Linked DNA regions of Homo sapiens: region 1 is linked to region 2. A link is a loop called in an ENCODE intact Hi-C map of the cell type or tissue named here. Cell type or tissue: HCT116. All regions are shown on one strand. Each heading gives the region's core, and the rest is flanking DNA. Links, peaks and the distances in the headings are about the cores only.

Evidence for each region. A loop is a pair of places that touch in the nucleus more often than their neighbours do. Peaks named below come from ENCODE experiments on the same cell type or tissue, not always from the same donor. Only the 100,000 strongest peaks of a DNase experiment are listed, where the experiment ranks them.
Region 1: a loop joins it to region 2, with 4 times the contacts of the local background. A loop is called at or near these places in 3 of 110 quality-filtered maps.

Annotation. Positions count from the first base shown.
Region 1 is chr10:121,729,606-121,739,811 of GRCh38, reverse strand. No RefSeq gene overlaps it. Among named protein-coding and RNA genes, the nearest start is that of FGFR2, 140 kb to the right of the region's middle. RefSeq lists an enhancer at 6,511-7,103. In HCT116, for the core only: a CTCF peak has its summit at 5,070 (motif pointing right); a DNase peak (open chromatin) is centred at 5,121.
Region 2 is chr10:121,065,569-121,075,774 of GRCh38, reverse strand. The region is part of intron 2 of LOC105378521 (a long non-coding RNA gene); the gene reads left to right. Among named protein-coding and RNA genes, the nearest start is that of LINC01153, 110 kb to the left of the region's middle. In HCT116, for the core only: a CTCF peak has its summit at 5,296 (motif pointing left); DNase peaks (open chromatin) are centred at 5,304 and 6,444.

The sequences.
Region 1 (10,206 bases), core at 710-8,709, 660 kb before region 2:
ACAATTTTAATCCCATCGGCAACAACTCCTGACTACCTTTCACGTTTCAGTGTAGACTAAGAATTAAAGTTGCTGTAGACGTTTTGTTTCCCAAGTTTTTATTAGAGCTTCCAAATAGCTTGCATGCATATAGAGAGCGTGGTTTCCTCATCACATCTCTTCATCTGCAATATGAAGAAGCAATTCTAAATTAAAAGTGCTGTTTTTAAAAGTTAGTATAGCAGCTCTTACATGGCATTTGTAATACCACTCGAAATGGAGCATTTCAGCCATCTTAGGGGCATTCTTGTCTGGCATGTATAAAGCAGACTGTTAGTGACTAGCACAAGTATTTTTGTTTCTTTGATCATTAAAGTTTGATTAAATGCAATATGTTTAAAAAGTGGTTTTAAAGATTTATTTATTTTGATGTTACAGGCTAGAGTCATTATAAGAAAAAGGTCCTTTGGGAGGCCAAGGCAGGAGGATTGCTTGAGGCTGGGAGTTCCAGACAAGCCTGGGCAACATAGTGAGACCCCATCTCTACAAAAACAAAATTAGCCAGGCGTGTTGTGTGCCTGTAGTCCTAGCTACCTGGGAGGCTGAAACAAGGATCGCTTGAGTTCAGTTCACAGCTTCAGTGAGCTATGATCACACCACTGCTATACAGCTTGGGTGACAGAGCGAGTCCTTGTCTCTCAAAAATTGTGCGTGTGTGTGTGTGTTTACACGTGTATGTATTTATATATATAAATGTACTCCCAACATATTATTCAATTGTGATTTTGAATGAAATTTTCTTCTGAACCTTAATTTTCCATGCTTGTCAGTCTGTGCCAGGGTCTTAAAATTATTTAACATAAGGTTTTTAAAATTTTAATTAATGTTAAATGAAAACTCATGAATACTTCATGAAATCCAATTCATCACACTTTGTTAGTTCAGTATTCAGTGAATCTGAATAGCATCTCTCAACTATTGGAGCTTTTTGATCGTGAAACAAGAAAAACAGCATTTTAGGTTTGTGAATTCAGAGCTTAAGGCTTTTAGCTCAGTCGTATGTCAACAGTTCTACATATTTGTCCAGAATATTTTAAAATATCGAGAGGTGGCCAGACTGTACTTCGGAAGTTAACTGTTGCTGATGTGAGTTACTTTACTGACCTTTAAGGCAAATACTGTACACACATATGTACATACAGCAAGAGAGCATGTACGCAGTGAAATCTCCCTAGTAATGGTAGGATGTCTCAGTTTTGATTCACGGAATCAACTTGATAAAGGGTTTGGATTTATGATTATGGTAGGAATGACACAAACTGCTAAGGCTGCCCTGTACAATAAGGTAGCTTTAGCCACATATGTCTAATTCAATTAAAATTTAAATTCGGGCCGGGTGTGATGGCTCACGCCTGTAATCCCAGCACTTTGGGAGGCTGAGGCGGGCGAATCACGAGGTCAGGAGTTCAAGACCATCCTAGCCAACATGGAGAAACCCCGTCTCTACTAAAAATACAAAAACAATTAGATGGGCATGGTGGTGGGCGCCTGTAATCCCAGCTATTCGGGAGGCTGAGGCAGGAGAATCTCTTGAACCAGGGAGGCGGAGGTTGCAGTGAGCTGAGATCGCGCCACTGCACTCCAGCCTGGGCGACAGTGTGAGACTCCGTCTCAAAAAAATAAAATAAAATAAAATGTGTCATGCTTTGGTACTTTCTTAGGTTTCTATGTGGTAAAACACTGTGGTACTATGACAGGGGAACATTTGTTTGTGGGCAACTTCCTTTGACACTTTGCGGTTTCTCATATGTAATTCCCATTGTGCAATCTAGTCCCACGTTTGATTTAAGTGCAGCTATGCCTATGTGCGTTTGTAGCATCTCATTACTATATCAGTTTCCTAAGATAACTGTTCCATTTAGATTTACAGTTAAGCTATGTACAGAGATGCTGCTTCCTTAAAGAACAATTTGAATGACTGAAAGATTAATTCAGAAATATTTACACAGGATTCCTGTTCTTTTATTTCCACTTTCAAATATTGCATCTTAAATTTTCTTCCAGGTTTCTAGTTTTCTAGTTGCATATTTATTTTATCCAAATAAAAAACTTTATCAATAACAATCTCTGAATCTATAGCAATCAAAGGATGTTCATGCATCTTACAAAAGAAGTCTACTCAAAAATCTTCAGTGACCTAACTCTGCAAAAGAAAGGTGGGAGAAAATAAATACTCATCATAACATCTCCCTTATACTGGTTAACATACAGCTGGTGGATAGTACACATGATTAAATCAGCCCAGAAGAAAGATTGGAAAGATTTATGGCTCTGCCTTTTGGAGATGTTTTATTCCTTTATTGCATTTTTTAGGGCAATTTTGATTACTAGGGTTTTTTCCCAGCCTACTTCTAACCCAAGCTGCGTGTCAATGTCTCAATCCATAGATCATATGGAATTTCAGTGGAGGCATTTCATTTAGATATGGGGAGGTTGGTCTGGACTTGCTTCACCAAAAATTGGTTGCTGATCCCCTTGGGCAGAGCTTGTGGGGGTGGGAGATTGGAAGGGGCCCCTGCTGACGGGCAGTGGCCATGGGAGTTCTGTGCAAGAATGAAGGGCAGCGCCTGCAGAAAGTACGAATGACTACTTCCAGTCTTCCTGGTTTCTGCCTGTTCTTGAGCCACGTTGCAATTCTATTTGTTATTTTACTAACAAAGCCAGGAAAATAATCAGTGTGTGGCCAGCAGTATGCAATTAATGCTTCTGCATCTACAGCAGCTGGTGATTATGCTTGAAGTATTTAATATTTCTGATAAAGTCACTAATTATTCTGTTGGGAAAGTTTGGAACTAAAGGAGCGAAGTTTAAAGGGAAAATCTGGAGACTAGTTTGGCCTTATTCTAATGAGTGTTATTCATTTCTCTTACCCATTTATTGCCTTTGTAAAGATACGGAAACTGTTATATGTCAGCATTATCGGTGTGTGATGAATTGTAGACCTCACTTATCTGTAGGCTGCTTATCTGGCCACTTCACCATCTGGAACATAGAAAAGGCAGAAAGGAAGGAAACACAATCACCGCTTAGCAGCTAGAATGGGCTGGAATTCATGCACCAAATCTCCTGCCTTATTCCTGGGAGCGCCATTAGGGCTATGTGGTATAGGAGAAAGAGCATGGGGCTTTGTGGAGATGTTTCTCTGAAGAAATTTTTGGCACCAAAGTAAAAGGAAAAAGTGAACTGGAAACAACGTGCTAATGGAAGGTTGCACATTTTACCCTGACCAGCTCTCCCTGTGCATGGCCGACAGCATTCCACCCGTGCCCTGTGGACAACCGTGGGTAGGGAGCGCTGACATCAGACCGGGAGCAACCTTCTGGCCACATTCCCCCAGCAAGCACCCGCATCCTTTTATTCACCTACTTAGTAAGTTAAAAGAAAAAGAAAAAATGTTTTGGAGAATCTGGACTTGGAAGGCAAACCAGACTAAGTTCAAGTCCTAGGAGCGCTATGAAGTGTGTGACGTTAGTGCCAGAAGGAAGTTCAGCAAACTTCAGCTTCCTCATCAGGAGTGGTGAACTGGGCAACCTGCTGCCCAGCTGATAGGAGTTGATGAGATTTGCAGGTGTAGACAGCTCAGCACGCAGCCTCGCTGCTGTTCTTCAGCCCGTTATATCTTGATCAAAGCAGGTATCAACCAAAAAAGAAAGGTCACAAGATTCAAGTTTTAACAAACATTACAGAAAAAAGGTGGAGTAAACTCTACTTAGCTAAGGTTATCTAAACAACAGGGTAGTTTCAGGCCAGTCGGAGAGTTGACTTTGGTAATGACAATGTTGAATTGTCCAGGAAATGGTTAAAATACATTTCCTATACTCTATTATAAGCAAATGTATAATGCAATGGAAATATTTCATAGTTAAAGCAATCAAAAGGTTCTCTTACAGGATAAATTACAGTTATCTGCAAAATTCACGATATCGGAACAGGCCTTCAAGACCGTGGAATTGAATCCATTTTAAATACCTGCTCACAAAGAAGACCCTAATGTCAGAAGGCTAAAAAGATGCTAATGGCTGCTGCTCTCTAATCGAATGTGGATAAACAATTATTCATAGGAACCCATTATTCATATTCATGAACAATTATTCATATTCACGGGAGCCTCACTCCAGTGGGGCCACCATTCAAGTTTTCCTTGGTATAATGGAGAAATAAAACGGGCTTGAGACCTGGGTACAATTATGCACATTTTTGTTTGTTTTGTTTGAGACAAAACTAAACGGGCTATCTGGAAAACCAGCAACATTTCACGGGCTCCGCTGATTGTCTCGCTCAGCACGCTGCCGCACGCAGTTACAGTTTAACTGATAATGACTAGACTGTTTTCATCTTGCCCCCAACTGCTCCGGCTTTTCTGCCTCCTTCTGCATCATTCTTCTGCATACAGGCGAATTCTGGAGGAGGCATCGCATCTTAAAATTGGCTTTTCACAGAGCCGCACAGGTTAGAGGAAGAGCAGCCTCAAATCAGGACATCGAAAGCACATTTTTTGGACTGGAAAAGTGGTGACGTTGGGTCCCGTGGGATGCTGCCTCAGTGGGAGCGAGAGTGGGCTGGAAGACAGTATTTGGAAATAGATCTGCAGCATTTTCCAAAAACAGGTGTTTATATAGTTAAACGTTGTTTTCTGAAGCCTCGTTAAAAGTGAATTCTGTTGTGTCCGTGGCTGTGTATCCAGCCCCTGGGTCTTCAAGCCTGGGCACGGGGAAGCCAGGGGGATGTTTTCCTGACACTGTCAGAATTGCTCTGCTCCCCATCCTGTTCCAACAGCTGCTCCGAGAGCCCCGATGGAAGCAGTTAGAATCTCAGCGGCGACTCTGCTGTCCACCTGGGCAGAGCCACTGGCTCGGATCTAGTGGAGGAGACACTGGCTGTGGCCCAACCTTGACCGAGAGAGAGCTGGCGCGGGAGGGGAGCGAGCCCTCTGCACTTCTCCCTTATTTTTAAGGGTGTTGCGTGCTCAGTTGACCCTTGGGTACAAAGTGGAGAGAAACTGGTCCCCTTTGCTCTTTCTGCCCTTTCAGTGACTTTTCCCCAAAAGCCACCAGGGGGCAGAAGAAGCCGCTTTGCTTTTTTTTTTTTTTTTTTAAACTTCTTAGCATTGGTCCATTGGGCCAATGTTTTTGATAGAAAACATTTTGACATAATTATATTTATAGCAAATAAATGTATGAATTCTATTTCCCATTTCCCACATCTTTGATTTTTTTCCAGATTTGGGTTGCCTTTGAATGAATTCTTCTGTAGCTAACTAAGGCAATTGTGAGGGGAGGTCTTCATTGAAGCAGGAATTTCTGCCAATGCATGATCTAGTTATGGGATCCCGTGTCTGATGCATCCCAGTCTCCCACGTTATTCTCTATCTTTCCAGACTTACTGGGCTGGGGCAGCCCTGGTTGTGTTTTATTTGGATTATTGCAGCAGGCTTTCAACCAGCGGCCATCCCAATCCTGTTATGCAGACGCCACCAGGCTCACCTGCCCAATGCAGCAGCCAGCAGATCTGTCTCTCCCCGGCCTAACCTCAGCCAGCTCCTCAGCCTGCCCATTGAAAGCTAAACTAGCCCACCTGGCAAGCCCAGACTTTCCTGCCAACCTTTCCCCTATATCCTCCTTCTATACACTGCTGTCTCAGGTCTTTCTTTCCTATTTCTTGATCTTCGCCAGGTCTGTTTCCTCCCCAGTCATGCTCCCTCCCCTTTAAGTGTGACCTAACCTTCTGGGTCCCTATCAGATGTCACCTCCTAACTAGCACCTTGTGTATAATATCAGGATCCCTGCCGGGCACGGTGGCTCACATCTGTCATCCCAGCACTTTGGGAGGCTGAGGTGGGTGGATCACCTGAGGTCGGGAGTTCGAGACCAGCCTGACCAGCATGGAGAAACCCTGTCTCTACTAAAAATACAAAATTAGCTGGGCGTGGTGGCAGGTGCCTGTAATCCCAGCTACTCAGAAGGCTGAGGCAGGAGAAACACTTGAACCTGGGAGGTGGAGGTTGTGGTGAGCCGAGATTGCGCCATTGCACTCCAGCCTGGGCAACAAGAGTGAAACTCTGTCTAATATATATATATATATATATATAATTTCCTACCATTGCATTTCTTTCATAAGGTTCTAGAAAACCAACCACGCAACTGGGGTCATAGGAATGGTGTGTGTTGGTCTCAGTTAAGGGAGCCAAAGAAAGGCCGGACTCGTTGGAGAAACCTGCTAGAGAAAACACCATGTGTTGTGTGGAGGCTGAATCCCAGCAACCGGGACCTCAGGCAGGGCCTGCTCCTGGAGCTGCTCGGGACTCCCTGGAAATATCTAGGAAGCTTTCCCAAGGAGCGAGTCCTAACTAGACCATATCAAGCTTTGCAGGCTCCGAACGCATTAAGAACAACAGAAACACTCGTGCAGAAGAGTGGTAAACGTGAGGTATAGAAGTGAGTTTTCCTTTGTAACCCTAGGAAAATACCAGTCTGTCTGCTTTTGAATGTGCAGCTACTAAAGATAATCTCTAAGAAATGCACCCTTTGTTCTGCCTGCTCTTTTGTTTCCTTGAAACAGACAGGTGGAAGTGAGAGGAATAGGTGCTTGGGGAGTGTTCCCAGAGGTGAAGGTGGTGCTTGCGTGGATGTCTGTGCCTAGGCAGGCACCTTCGCGGTCACCTGCTGCCAAATGAGCAGCAAGAGACAGGAGCAAATAAAGGAGCTCGTGCACAGCGGGGGGTTGACGTGCCTCCCAGCAGGAGAAGCACATGTGAGGGGAATTGTCTTGGGACACTTGGCTGTTGGTAGAACAGCTGCTTTGCATAATGAATTCCTGGCCTAATGGGTATGTAGATCCCAGCACTTGAGGCAGGACTGTTTTTGGTTTAGTGCTCACACACCAGAAAATAGAATGCGCCAATATGAATTGAAAATTCTTAAAAGGGATCAGTGTAATCCCTATTTAATTTGGACTTTTCCTCGTAAATTCATTTCGCAAATGGTAGGACATTCTACTAACCGACACAAAGGCGTTTTTCTACATGCTGAACACACTTCACCCTGGGAATAGTCCACTTGCCCCTAATTGAGATCCTAAAGGAGGGAAAAGCCTTGCAAATAAATCTCTGCAAGTGCAGAAAAGAGCTCTCGATGCCATCCAAGTGGCATGTGGAATAAAAGTTCCCTTCCCTTCAGGGTTTCACATGGCCACAGATCCTTGAAAATGTTCAGGAGGGTGAAGTGAGGCTGAACATCATTAGGAAGATATCACTGCTATTTTGCTTTACTCACTCTTAATTTCTGTTAACTCTTCCTAAATTTTATGAGACTGATGCTTTTCCTTGAAGCTCATAAGGCATTTAAGTGCAGGCCCAAATGCATGAGTCGTGCTGTTCCTCTCATTTGAATTGGGACTTGCATATGGAGATGAGTGCACAATGACGTTTGCAGAGAATTACCATATCACCCGATGGCAGAACATGCCCATTCCAATGGGCAGGCAAGGAGGGTGGTGCCAGGGTATGCTGTGGGCACACAGACCTAATACTAACCCCACACATCTTGGGTCACAGATTAACCACTCTCATAGAGGCCTGGGGCTCTCAACCTGCTTGCTGTTTGAAAGCTCTGTGCAAAACCCAAGTCACACCTATATGCTCCATGCATTCATTCCTTAACTGATACCTTCATCCACAGCTATCTGAGCACCTACTCTATGCTAAGTATTATACTTGTCGCTGAGGTTGGTATGGTTTGGCTCTGTGTCCCCACCCAAATCTCATGTTGAATTGTAATCCCCACATGTGAGGGGAGGGTCCTGGTGGGAGGTGATTGGATCATGGGGACAGTTTCCCCCTTGCTGTTCTTATGAAACTGAATGAATTCTCACGAGATCTGATGGTTCAAAAGTATGGCACCTCCCCCTTCAAGTGCTCTCTCTCCTGCTCCGCTGTGGTAAGATGCGCTTGCTTTCCCTTCTGCCGTGATTGTAAGTTTCCTGAGGCCTCCCAGCCATGCTTCCTGTTAAGACTGCAGAACTGTGAGTCAATTAAACCTCTTTTCTTTATAAATTATCCAATCTCAGGTAGTTCTTTATAGCAATGTGAGAATAGACTAATATAGATGTGAACAAGACAGATTGGAATTGCATTCTAGGGAGAGAGGGAATTTACAAGTAAAAGAATAAATAAAAAAAGGATGTTTGATTGTGCTCAGTGGTACAAAAGCCCATTTTGGACAAGGTGGTCAGGAAAGGGCTTTTTGAAGCAGTGCCAGTAAATGTGTGTTGATGGAATGAAACCATGAATACAGGAACATACAGCACTACTGGGGATTCAGAGGTGGGAGCATCATGCTCTTTGCTCTTCAGGAGTTCAGAGTCTCAGAGGATTGACTCAAAACCATGAGCTGGAATGAGAAGGGATCTAAGAGTTCAGATTAATCCTATGGATGTTCTTAGGAAGAAGGGCTGGTCTCTAATTGAAGGCAAAGAGGTCTCCTGAGACAGCTGATCTTTGACCTCAGGTCAATTTTAGGAAAGAAAGAGGCCTAGAGTGTTCCCGGCAGAGGAATATAGCCCTGCGCAGAGATAAAAAGACAGGGCATGTGTTGGGAACAGCATGAGGTTTAATTTGGCTGAAATATAGAGAACTTGAAAGAAGGTCATGGGTGCTGCGGCTGAACTGGCCAAATGGGGCATCTTGCTGAAGGTCTGCTTGTGTGGCTGGCATGCTATTGTCTGCAAACAGCTTTCTGTCTGGCAACCCCAGACATAACATTAAATACTGGTGGCAAGTTACCATGGCTGGAAGGATGGATGGTCTGAGGAGTCTCCACCATTTCCCTGCCACAGGGGAGAGGGAGCCACATACTCACCTCTCAGGATAGATGTGGAGCCCGCTGGAAACACAATCGACCAGCCCGGATGGTTTTTCACAACCCGCGAAGTTGGTCTGCTGCTTTCCCCAGAGGTCTAGGGTGGAATGTCCACAAATCCTAAGCCTTTCCCATGGGGAGAATCCAGTCTGAGGGGGAGGCCTGGCAGAAATGCAGAGGGTCCCACCAGAACAAGCCTCAGGACAGGTGCCATGAAGACAGCTCTGTGGACTCTGAGGGGTCAGATGAGGGGCTACATGGAGACCAGCACGGACCAAGAAATCATGGTTAAAAAAAAAAAATCAGTGAGGAAAGCATTTAAAACATGTTGCTGGTCGAGTGTGGTGGCTCACGCCTGTAATCCCAGCACTTTGGGAGGCTGAGGCAAGAGGATCACTTGAGCTCAAGAGTTCGAGACCAGCCTGGGTTAACAGCGAGACCTCGTCTCTACTACAAATAAAACCAATTTTTGAAAAATCAGCTGGGTGTGGTAATGCCTGCACCTGTAGTCCCGCTACTCAGGAGGCTGAGGCAGGAGGATTGCTTGAGCTTGGGAGATGGAGGCTAGGGTGAGCTGTGATTGCCTCACTGCACTCAACCTGTGTGACAGAGCGAGACCTTTCTCAAAATACACACACACACACACACACACACACACACACACACACACACACTCGTTGCAATGCCTATTTCCCTGGTTTTCCTAGAGGATTTTTAACATGCTATTTCCACGGTCATGTGGGTTTCACAAGCTGGCCCTCCAAGCCCTCTGAACAAGCTGCCTCTTCGTGTGATGTGAATTTAGCTGAGGGAGTCACTGGATTCTTCATACACCGGCATTTTCCTTTCTGGAATGCTGCCTCCTGGATTGTAAGTACAAAAACACAAAGTGAACGTGATGCAAACGCAGGAAAGAAATGTCTTTTTAACAAATCTTCGGCCGGGCGCGGTGGCTCACGCCTGTAATCCCAGCACTTTGGGAGGCCGAGGCGGGCGGATCACGAGGTCAGGAGATCGAGACCATCCCGGCTAAAACGGTGAAACCCCGTCTCTACTAAAAATACAAAAAATTAGCCGGGCGTAGTGGCGGGCGCCTGTAGTCCCAGCTACGCGGGAGGCTGAGGCAGGAGAATGGCGTGAACCCGGGAGGCGGAGCTTGCAGTGAGCCGAGATCCCGCCACTGCACTCCAGCCTGGGCGACAGAGCGAGACTCCGTCTCAAAAAAAAAAAAAAAAAAAAAAAAAAAATCTTCACAGGAGACATGCTAAGATAAAAGAGCAGAACACTGAAGGCCCCAGTGACTGAGGGGCCC
Region 2 (10,206 bases), core at 1,448-9,447:
AAATGTTTATGAAAGGACTAAGGGAAGGAAGGGAGAGAAGGAAGGAGAGAAGAAGGGAGGAAGAGAGGGAGTAAAGGGGAGAGAGAAGGGAGAAAGGGAGAGAGGAACAGAGGCGGGAAGGAGAGGAAAAAGAGAGCGCCGTCTCTTCACTCTACCGTAACCTTATTTAAGACAGGGATTATTGCCATCCGTTTCTATATTCCCACAGTGGCCAGAGCAATCCTAATAAAACACGAGTCAAACCGGGTTGCTCAGAGTGAAGGGTCCTGGTGATAAGCTACAAGGCCCTGACTGGGCTGGGCTGGCCCTGGCCCTGGGATGTTTCTCCTCTGCAGCTCTGGCCTCCCTGCTTCAGCCTCACTGGCCTCCTGCTGAGCAGAAGTTCTGCCTTCTCAGTGGAGACCATGCCACTCCCAAGGGTACACAAGTTGGCTCTTGAGGGCAAAAAGTATCTTACTTTTTAACATTTATAAAGCACAGATATACACACAGTAAATGAACGGATATATGATGTATCTACGGCTTTAAAATGTCATGAGGGGGCAATTAGCGAAAATAAAAACGTGTAAAAGAACTCCATAAGAGGGCAATAAGAAAAAGATTGAGAAACATTGCTTAGGAATGCCGGAAACCAACTGACCTCAGGGTCTTTGCACTCGCGGCATCCTTGCTTAGATGTCTCTTTCTTCGAATCCTTGCCTGGCTCACTCTCTCACCTCCTTCACTCCCATTTACAAATAGGATTCTTGGCTGGGCGTGATGGCTCATGCCTGTAATTCCAGCACTTTGGGAGGCCAAGACGGGCGGATCACCTGAGGTCAGGAGTTCGAGACCAGCCTGGCCAACATGGCAAAAACCCCATCTCTACTAAAAATACAAAAATTAGCCAGATGTCATGGCGCATGCCTGTAATCCCAGCTACTTCGGAAGCTGAGGCAGGAGAATCACTTGAACCTGGGAAGTGGAGGTTGCAGCAACCCAAGATCGTGCCACTGCACTCCAGCCTGGGAGACAGAGCATGACTCCATCTCAAACCAAACAAAAAACCCAAATAGCATTCTTTGGCAAGGCCTTCCCTGGTCACTGTGTCTGAATAGCAACCTTTCAGATTTCTTGCCCCTATTGTCTCTACTTCATTTTCATTCTTAGCTCTAAACCATCTGGCATACTATATGCTTTATGTATTTTTCTTGTTTATTGTCTTCTTACTGTTTATTTTCTGGAAGGAAAACTTTGTTTTGTTCACTGCTATATCTTTAGTACCTAGAATAGGCTCCAGTGCAGAGCAGGTGCTCAATAAATACCGGTTAGATGCATGCTGAGGATGAAGCCAACACGTAAGAGGTTCTTAGTGTGCCAGGGACCAGAAAGCCCCGGACAGTGATCATCTCCCATTCTTGGCAGGAGCTTCAACTTTCTCCTCAGCCATGATGTGCGGAAATGCTAGGAGCCATCTCAGCTAACCAAAGATCGGGGAGAGGAAGGCAATCAGTGCCTGAAATCATAACTGGACTACACAGCCCTGGACAACTGAGAATTAACTGAGTGTGTTCTGTAGGATGTGTGTGCTGTTCTAAATGCCCCGTGCCATGGGTCTGTTTTGGAAAAGGCAAGAAGGGGTCAGAGAGGGAAGGAGTTCTGGGGACCCCCCCTGCCCGAACTGTGCCCTCCTCTGCCATCCTCTTCCCCAAAGCCCCAGCAAAAGCTGCAGAACCAGGGACTAGGACAATAGGCAGGTGACACCACCATCCTGATGACAGAGGCCACACTGGCCAGTGTCCCCAAGAAACACATTGCTTTAAGCTTCATTTGCTTGTAGGCCAGTAGCTGTCACCAGGAGCTGCATGTTTTTCTTTTCACGTTGAACACAGACAGTAATTTCTGAGTGGCCTGGAAAACTTCATGGGGAGAGTTTTATCCAACTTTGTCATCACATTTTAGTGAGCAGCAGTCCCCTAGGCAGACCCTTTTTAGCTAATAAATTGTGAAACTCGATACCGGGTTCTTAATTGATTGAACGGCTACCTTATGACCATTCAGTAAAATTATATAAATTCATTTCTACAGTATTATAAATTACTTATTATCCTCACAACCTAAAAAGTCAAGATTCATTATTATGTTAGTCTTTTGTTATGTATTTTTTTTTTTTCATATTTTATAAGCACTTTTTTTTTTATTATACTTTAAGTTTTAGGGTACATGTGCACATTGTGCAGGTTAGTTACATATGTATACATGTGCCGTGCTGGTGCGCTGCACCCACATGCACACGTATGTTTATGTTAGTCTTATAAAGGAAGGAAGCCACACTCTCCAAAGAAAATTTTGGCCTGAGGTTGTCCAGTCAATGTATATGTGCCAACAACTTATTTAAAAATTACTTAGACCTTCTAAATCTTTATTTTGTTTCCTTTTCTTCTTTTGTAACAGAATTTTTTTAACCCTAAATGAACTTTCTAAAACTGCTCTTAAATCTCATGGGCCCAGGTTACTTTTCTTTTCTGTTTCTTTCTCTCCCTTTTCTTTTCTGTTTGCACTTTACCTTCTCTTCCCCTCCCTGTCTCTCCCATTCTTTCCTTCCTCCTTTCCTTTTGCCTCTTTGTTACATTTACTATTATTAATATAAAAATTAGGCTGGGCACAGTGGCTCATAACTGTAATCCCAGTGCTTTGAGAGGATGAGGCTAGAGGATCTCTCGAGTCCAGGAGTTCAAGACCAGCCTGGGCAACATAGTGAGACCCTATTGCTAAAATTTTTTTTTTTACAAAAATTAGCCCGGTGTAGTGGTGAGTCCCTATAATCCCAGCTACTCAGGAGATTGAAGCAAGAGGATCACTTGAGCCCAGGAAGTCAAAGCTGCACTGAACCAAGACTATGCCACTGCATTCCAGCCTGGGTGATAGAGTGAAACTCTGTCTCAAAATAAATAAATAAGGAAATAAAATAAAAATTTTATATTACAAGTTGACGGGTGTTCATCGTAAGAAATTTGAAAAGTAATGTCAAAAATTTTATCACTTAGTGAAAAAACTATATATATTTTAAGAAACATTTTAATTATAGACTTCTCAGTCCCTCCCTCATTTCTTTTTCTTTTAATTTTTAAAAAATGAGAAAATGAGACTGACATCAGACTGATTTTTTATAACCTCTTTTTTCTTCCACTTAATATATTGTGGACATTTTTCTGTATCTTTGAATATTTTTTCAAAACATGTTTTGAATGGATGCTTAGTGTTCCCTTATAGCAATGAGCTATAATTTATTAAACCAATTCTGCATCATTGAGTCTTAAGGCAATCCTCCCAGCTCTTTTTATTGCTATAAAGAGCTTAAGGGACATTCTCAAACAAAATAAATCTTTGTGCAAACTCTGGCTTTTTCTCAACAAATTCCTAGAGGTGGGGTTGCTGGGTCAGAAGGTAAGAATGCTTCTCACTCTTCTTAGATTTGTCTGTTCGTGGGAGTCAGATGTACCCCCGACCAACCCCCATGTAGTCAAGAGAAGTTTTCCATGTCTCTTCTTAGCTTTCACATTTGCTACTAACCTTGGCCCTCAAGATCCCCTCTCCTACTTCCTTGGGGAAGCCATGCCAGGGAGCAGCTGTATATCTGTAAATCCACGTTCCTGCTCATTGTGACCTAGGGGTAGCAGGCTCCACAATCCACCAGAAAACCCTAGCAAGGCCAAGTCCTGGCTGGAGTTGTCATGGTGACAGACAAGGACAGCAACACTTTATCCACATCCCACCCAAAATCTTCAGAATTCAGAAGACACTGGGGAAAATGCCTGCTTTATAAGCTGGGACAGTTTAATCCTATCCTAAGCAGTGGGGATCCTATATGAGCAAAGGTGACAGCCAGCAAAATGTCACATAGATCTTATAAAAATACCACTTCCATGTTTTCCTTTTCACTGCTTTGTCTTTTTTTTTTCTTCCCTCTCTTCTGCTTTCAATAAATACCAAATAATCTTAGATTTCCAAAAGTCAATCTAAGCATGCACCCAGGGGACTTACGACACAAGGGTATTAACAATGAGAACACACAACAAATGCAAAAGACCCTTTGAGACAATCAGGGAAATCTGATAATGGGTTAGGTACTGGAGGTTGGAGGATGCCCAAAACAAAAACAAACAGAACATACCCAACTCATTAAGGTATGATACTGGCTTTATGGTTATATGAGAATATGTCCATAATTTTCATGGATTATACCAAGGTATGTGCAGATGAAATGACATGATGCCTTGGATTTGCTTCCAAATAGTTTAACCAAGAAAAAGAGCAAAAAGATCAACAAGGCAGATGTGGCAGAATTTTAATAATATTGTACCCAGATGAGAGGTTCAAAAATCCTACTCTTCTGAGTGTGTTTAAAAGTTTTCGTAACAAAAAAATTTAATGAGAACAATGTCATGTGCTTTACGTACATACTTTCTAACAAAGCATTGAAATGGGTGTTATAGAAAAACATCAGAGCTCTTACATTTATTTCGTGACTTAACATTTTCTTCTGAGTTACATGTGGGGTTGCACCAGCATTGTTTCAGGGCTAAGGGTCCCTAAAGGGATTAACTGAGGCCTGGTGCCCTGTGTTCCATTCCTGAAGCTACAGCGGAGACTCCCCCTCCCTCAATACCAGTCAGCAGGGACAAAGACCAAGGAGACCCCTGCCCCTCCCATTCAGGGTGGGGCCAGCTCTCTCTGTTGGGTCTCAGCCTTAGCATTCCTTACACCTTCTATAATTTAACGCTCAAAAATATATTATTCACACAGAGAAGACTTTTACTGCAGTTTATACACAAGGGCCTGCGAAAGTCAACCTTCTTCCTCCAGCCCTCCCTTGTTCTTGGTTGCTAGGCATTCTGTTGCTTATGAGTACAATATTTACTTTTATTTATTTTATTTGCCTTTGTATTTGAAGAGGTTGGGCAGCACCCAGGATGCTGGGGTTGGGGATTTTCTAGGGGATAAAATGCTCTGTGAAGCAGTTTGTCTCTGTCTGCATCTTGGTGATAGATTATTCCCACACAAGGTCAAGACCCTGAGGTGGTGCTTGGGTCTCTGCTTGAAGCCGTAACTATGGGTTTCCCACAGGAGAGACAGGAGCAAGAGGCTTTAGAACACTGCACGGAAGAGCTGGCCGATCCACCACTCCTCAGTTATTCACACTAAGGGTTTGCTTTGCAAGATAGAGATTTGTAAAATAAATGCTCATACAAGACTCGAATGATAGCATAGATGTAAAATGCAGAAGTCCTGCTTATTGCCCATACCCAGAGCCCTCTAGTGGTAACTACCATGTGCAGTCTGGCATGTTTGACAGTCCCTGCCCTTGTAGAGCTACAGGTCCTCAGCTGTTATTCTATGGACCTGTGGGTGGGGGGCAGTGCATATACAAGATAGAGAAGCCCTGATTCCTACCCTTAGGCATCAAAAAGATCTCTAAGAAGTCTCTAAGGAAAGTGCTAAGGGATTGGTTAGATGCAAAGTTATAGGTTATCATCCTAGCAGTTTAAGAAGTAAATGGTCAGTGAGAACTGAAGTCTTGGGAAACTCCAGGTAACATTTGAGAAATACTCTGAATGACCCAGGAGGTTTACATGATAGAGAAGGAAAGCTTGCCTGCTCAGGGGAGGGGAAAGGAGAGCAGGACCGCAATTGCCATGGTTATAGATGTGCAGAAGACCTGAGACTTTAGGAATCTTCTGAATGCCAATGATACTAATCCACATTGACTCAGGCAAAAGGAGGATTTATTCATGTAATTGAAAAGTTCAAGGGATAAATTGAGTTCAGGCATGGTTTGATCCAGGAGCTCCTAGAATGTCAATAACTTTATCCCTCAGCACCTTCATTCTCCTTCGTGTTGACTTCATTCTTGGACCACATATGGCAGATCAAGATGTGGCCAGCAGCTCCAGGGTCCAACGCTCTTCAGGATAGAGGCTGTGGAAAAAAGAATACATCTCCTTCTGTCAGCTTATAAATAAGTCCCAGGATTTATTCTAGTAGGACAAACTTGGGTTATGTGCCAATCCCTGAAGCAATAACTGTCACCAGAGATTGGAATTATGTCAATTGGCCGGCCTGAGTCAGCTCAGAGAGAAGGGGAGTAGTTGTTATTCAAAGGAGCTTGGAGTTCTGTTCCCAGAAGAGGATGCGCTGGTGTCCCAAGGCCGCCTGCAGAGCATGGCCTCATGGGGACTCTAAACATAATGCGATCTTGCATGCTCTACTTGTAAGAGCCTGTTCAGAAAGGAGCAAAAGCCTACAATAAAGAGGTTCAGTTGAGCAAAGGCTCTTCAACAAACCCGGAGGAGCCTATTGTGCTCCAAGAGTTCCAGGCCAGGATGGTGACTTAGGAGGGCCACACCTACTTCAGCCAGTGCTCCCAGAGCCTGCCGAGGAGAAGCTGGTTGCCTTGTGCACAAATTCAAGCCTGGGGCTTGAGATGACTCAATTGTTCATGCTCTGGAGATGATTAGTCATCCAGAGACACAGGATGTAGAAACCCAGAAAAGTGGTTATTAGAGTTTCTGCCTGGTGTCTGGGTGGGCCGGGAAGTGAAACTGGGGTCCTTGCCATTTGCCATGGCTGAGGCAGCCACAATCTGAGCAGTGGAGGACACAGAGAAAGAAGATGACATGCCTTGGAGGTCCCGAGACCCAAGGCCCAGCAAAGAGGCTGAGGCCCAGCAAAGAAGGAGGCAGCGCCTTCAGGGGCCGCTATGGGGCACATCCAGGAGTGGTCTGGGGGCCACAAGTCCTAGTCCTGGGTGATCCTGTCAGCTGCCAGCCTCCCTCATGGGAACTCCTTTAGTCCAGCAGGGACACGGGAGGAGAAGGGGATCAGGGAGGCTCATCCTCACTGCAGCTTCAATCTCCTGAAACACTGAAATCTCCTGAAACATCTTCAAATCTCCTGAAACACTGAAGCATTTTCATTCCTTTCGTTTTTCTGCTCTTCCCCATGGGCCAATTCCTGTATTCCACTGGAATTGAACAATGTGGAAATAAGAAGATAATGGAGGGAGACTTGCAATTAGTGGGGATAAAGGAAGAAGAACTAAAGGACTTGGAAGATAACCAGTTGCAGGCTTGAGAGGGACCTGTTTCCTCATCGGGTGATAAAAGGAATGTGTTGATTTTAACTGACATGGAGAAGGAAACAGAGCAAGCAGCGCAGGACTTCACTGGGGAACCGGGTGGGCAGGGGAGTTCACCTTTTGAGCAGTAATACTCTTCACTTTATTTAAACCACTTTTTTTTTTTTTTTTTTTTTTTTTTTTTGAGACGGAGTCCCGCTCTTTAGCCCAGGCCGGATTGCAGTGGCACAATCTCGGCTCACTGCAAGCTCCGCCTCCCAGGTTCACGCCATTCTCCTGCCTCAACCTCCTGAGTAGCTGGGACTACAGGCACCCGCCACCGCGCCCGGCTAATTTTTTGTATTTTTAGTAGAGACGGGGTTTCACCGTGTTAGCCAAGATGGTCTCAATCTCCTGACCTTGTGATCCGCCCGCCTCGGCCTCCCAAAGTGCTGGGATTACAGGCGTGAGCCACCGCGCCCAGCCTTAAACCACTTTTTAAACTTTTACTAGTTATTATAAGTAATATTTAAACCACTTTGGACAGAAATATTTCAAAGTGTTTTATATAGTGCTGTGCCTCCTGAAACTTGGGATATCACAGAATTTTTAGTCTTTGAGTTGTCACTGTGAGCATCAGATATGACAATACCTTCTTGAATGTACAAAACGAGACATTCAGACAGCTCTAAGCTGGAATTGAATGATATGGAAATAAGATAATGGAGGGGGACATAATTATGCCCTAAGCTGGGCATAATTTTTGTTTTTTAAAGAAACAGGGAACACTCAGAAAGTAGGAATAGGAGGGAACTTCCTCAACCTGAGAAAGGGTGCTGTGGTCTGAATGTGTCCCCCCGAAATTCATATGTTGAAATCCTAACCTGCAAGGGGATGGTGTTAGAAGGTGGACATTTGGGGGATGATTAGGCTGTGAGGGTGAAGCCCTCATGAATGGGATTAGTGCCCTTATGGAAGAGGCTCGAGAGATCTCCCTTACTCATTTCACCATGTGAGGACACAGAGAAAAGATCAATCAGAAGGTTGGCCCTCACCAGACACTGAATCCGCCAGCACCTTGATCTTGGACCTCCCAGTTTCCAGAATTGTGAAAAATACATGTCTATTGTTCATAAGCCACCCCGTTTATTATATTTTGTTACAGCAGCCTGAATGAACTAACACAAAGGGTATCTATAATAAGCCCATAGCCAAAAAGAGGTAAAAGACTGAATGCTTTCCCCCTAAAAATCAGGTACAAGAAAAAAATGTTCATTTTTGGCACTTCTAATCAATATTGCACTGGAGGTTTTAGCCAGGAAAATTAGCCAGGAAAAAGAAATAAAAATCATCCTGACTAGAAATGAAGACACAAAACTACTTCCATTTGCAGATGACATAATATTGTAGACTGTATAATCTTGTAGAAAATCCTAAGGAATCCACTAAAATATATTAGAACTACTAAATCAGTTCAGCAAGGTTGCAGAACACAAGATAAGTATATAAAATCAATTATATTTCTATACAATAGCAAAGAATGATCTGAAAATGAAATTGAGAAAACAATTCCATTTACAATAGTATAAAAAAGAATAAAATGCTTGGGAATCGATTTAAACAAAGTCGTATAAGATATACACACTGAAAACTATAAAACATTGTTGAAGAATTTCAAAAGATTAAATATAAAGAATTTATGAATTGGAAGACTTAATAGTGTTAAGATGGCAATACTTCCCCAAATGGTCTATGAATTCAATATTCAATACAAGTTCTATCAAAACTCCAGCTGCCTTTGTATATGTATGTGCATGTGTAAATTGACAAGTGATTCCAAAGTATTTATGGAAATTCAAAGGACCCAGAATAGCCAAAACAATCTTGAAAAATAAAAAGAATAAAGTTGGAGGATTCATGCAAAGATTTCAAAAACTACTATAAAACTACAGTAACCAAGACTGTGTGGTACTGGCATAAAGATAGACATATAGATTAATGGAACAGAATTGTGAGTCCAATAATACACCCATATATCTGTAGTCAATTGATTTTCAAGAAAAGTGCCAAGACCATTCAATGGGGGAAAGAACAGTCTTTTCAACAAATTATACTGAAACAACTATATATTCACATGCAAACAAATGAAGTTGGATCCCTGCCCCACACAGTATACAAAAATTAATTTAAAATAGATCATAGACCTAAATATAGAACTAAAACAACAAATCTTTTAGAAGGAAATATGTGTAAATCTTGATGACTTTAGGTTAGGCAATGACTTCTTAGATATGACACCTAAAGCACAAGGAACAAAAAATATCCAGATAATCAAATTTAATCAAAATTTAAAACGTTTGTGCTTCAAAGTATGCTATTACGAAAGTAAAAAGACAACCCACCCAATGGGAGAAAATATTTGCCAATCATATATCTGATAAGGAAATTATATCCAGAATATATAAAGAACTCTTACAACTCAACAACAAAAAGACAGACAAACCAATTTAAAAATAGGCAAACGGTCTGAATAGACATTTCTCTGATGAAGATATTCAAATAAATGATTAACACATGAAAGGATATTCAACATCATTGGTCATTAGGGAAGTGCAAGTCAAAACCACAATGAAATATCACTTCACACCCATTAGAATAGCTATAATCAAAAAGGCAGACAGTAACAAGTATTGACAAAGATGTGGAGGAACTGGACAACTCATAGATTGCTGGTGGGAATGTAATAGGGTGTCATGATCTTGGAAAGTTGTCTGGCAATTCCTTAAAAAGTTAAACATAGAGTTACCATATGATCCAGCAATTTTATGCCAGGTACAGTATGCCCATGATAGTTGAAAATATATGTCCATATGAAAATTCATACATGTCAATATTATATATAATAGCCCAAAAGTCTATCAGCTGATGAATGGATAAAGCATGGTATATCCATACAATGGAATAGTAGCCTTAACAAGGAATGAAGTACTGATACTGATAAACATGGATGAACCTTAAAAACTTTATGCTAACTGAAAGAAGCCAGACCCAAAGGCCACATATTGTATGATTCCATTTACATAAAATGTCTAGAATGGGTTAGTCTATAG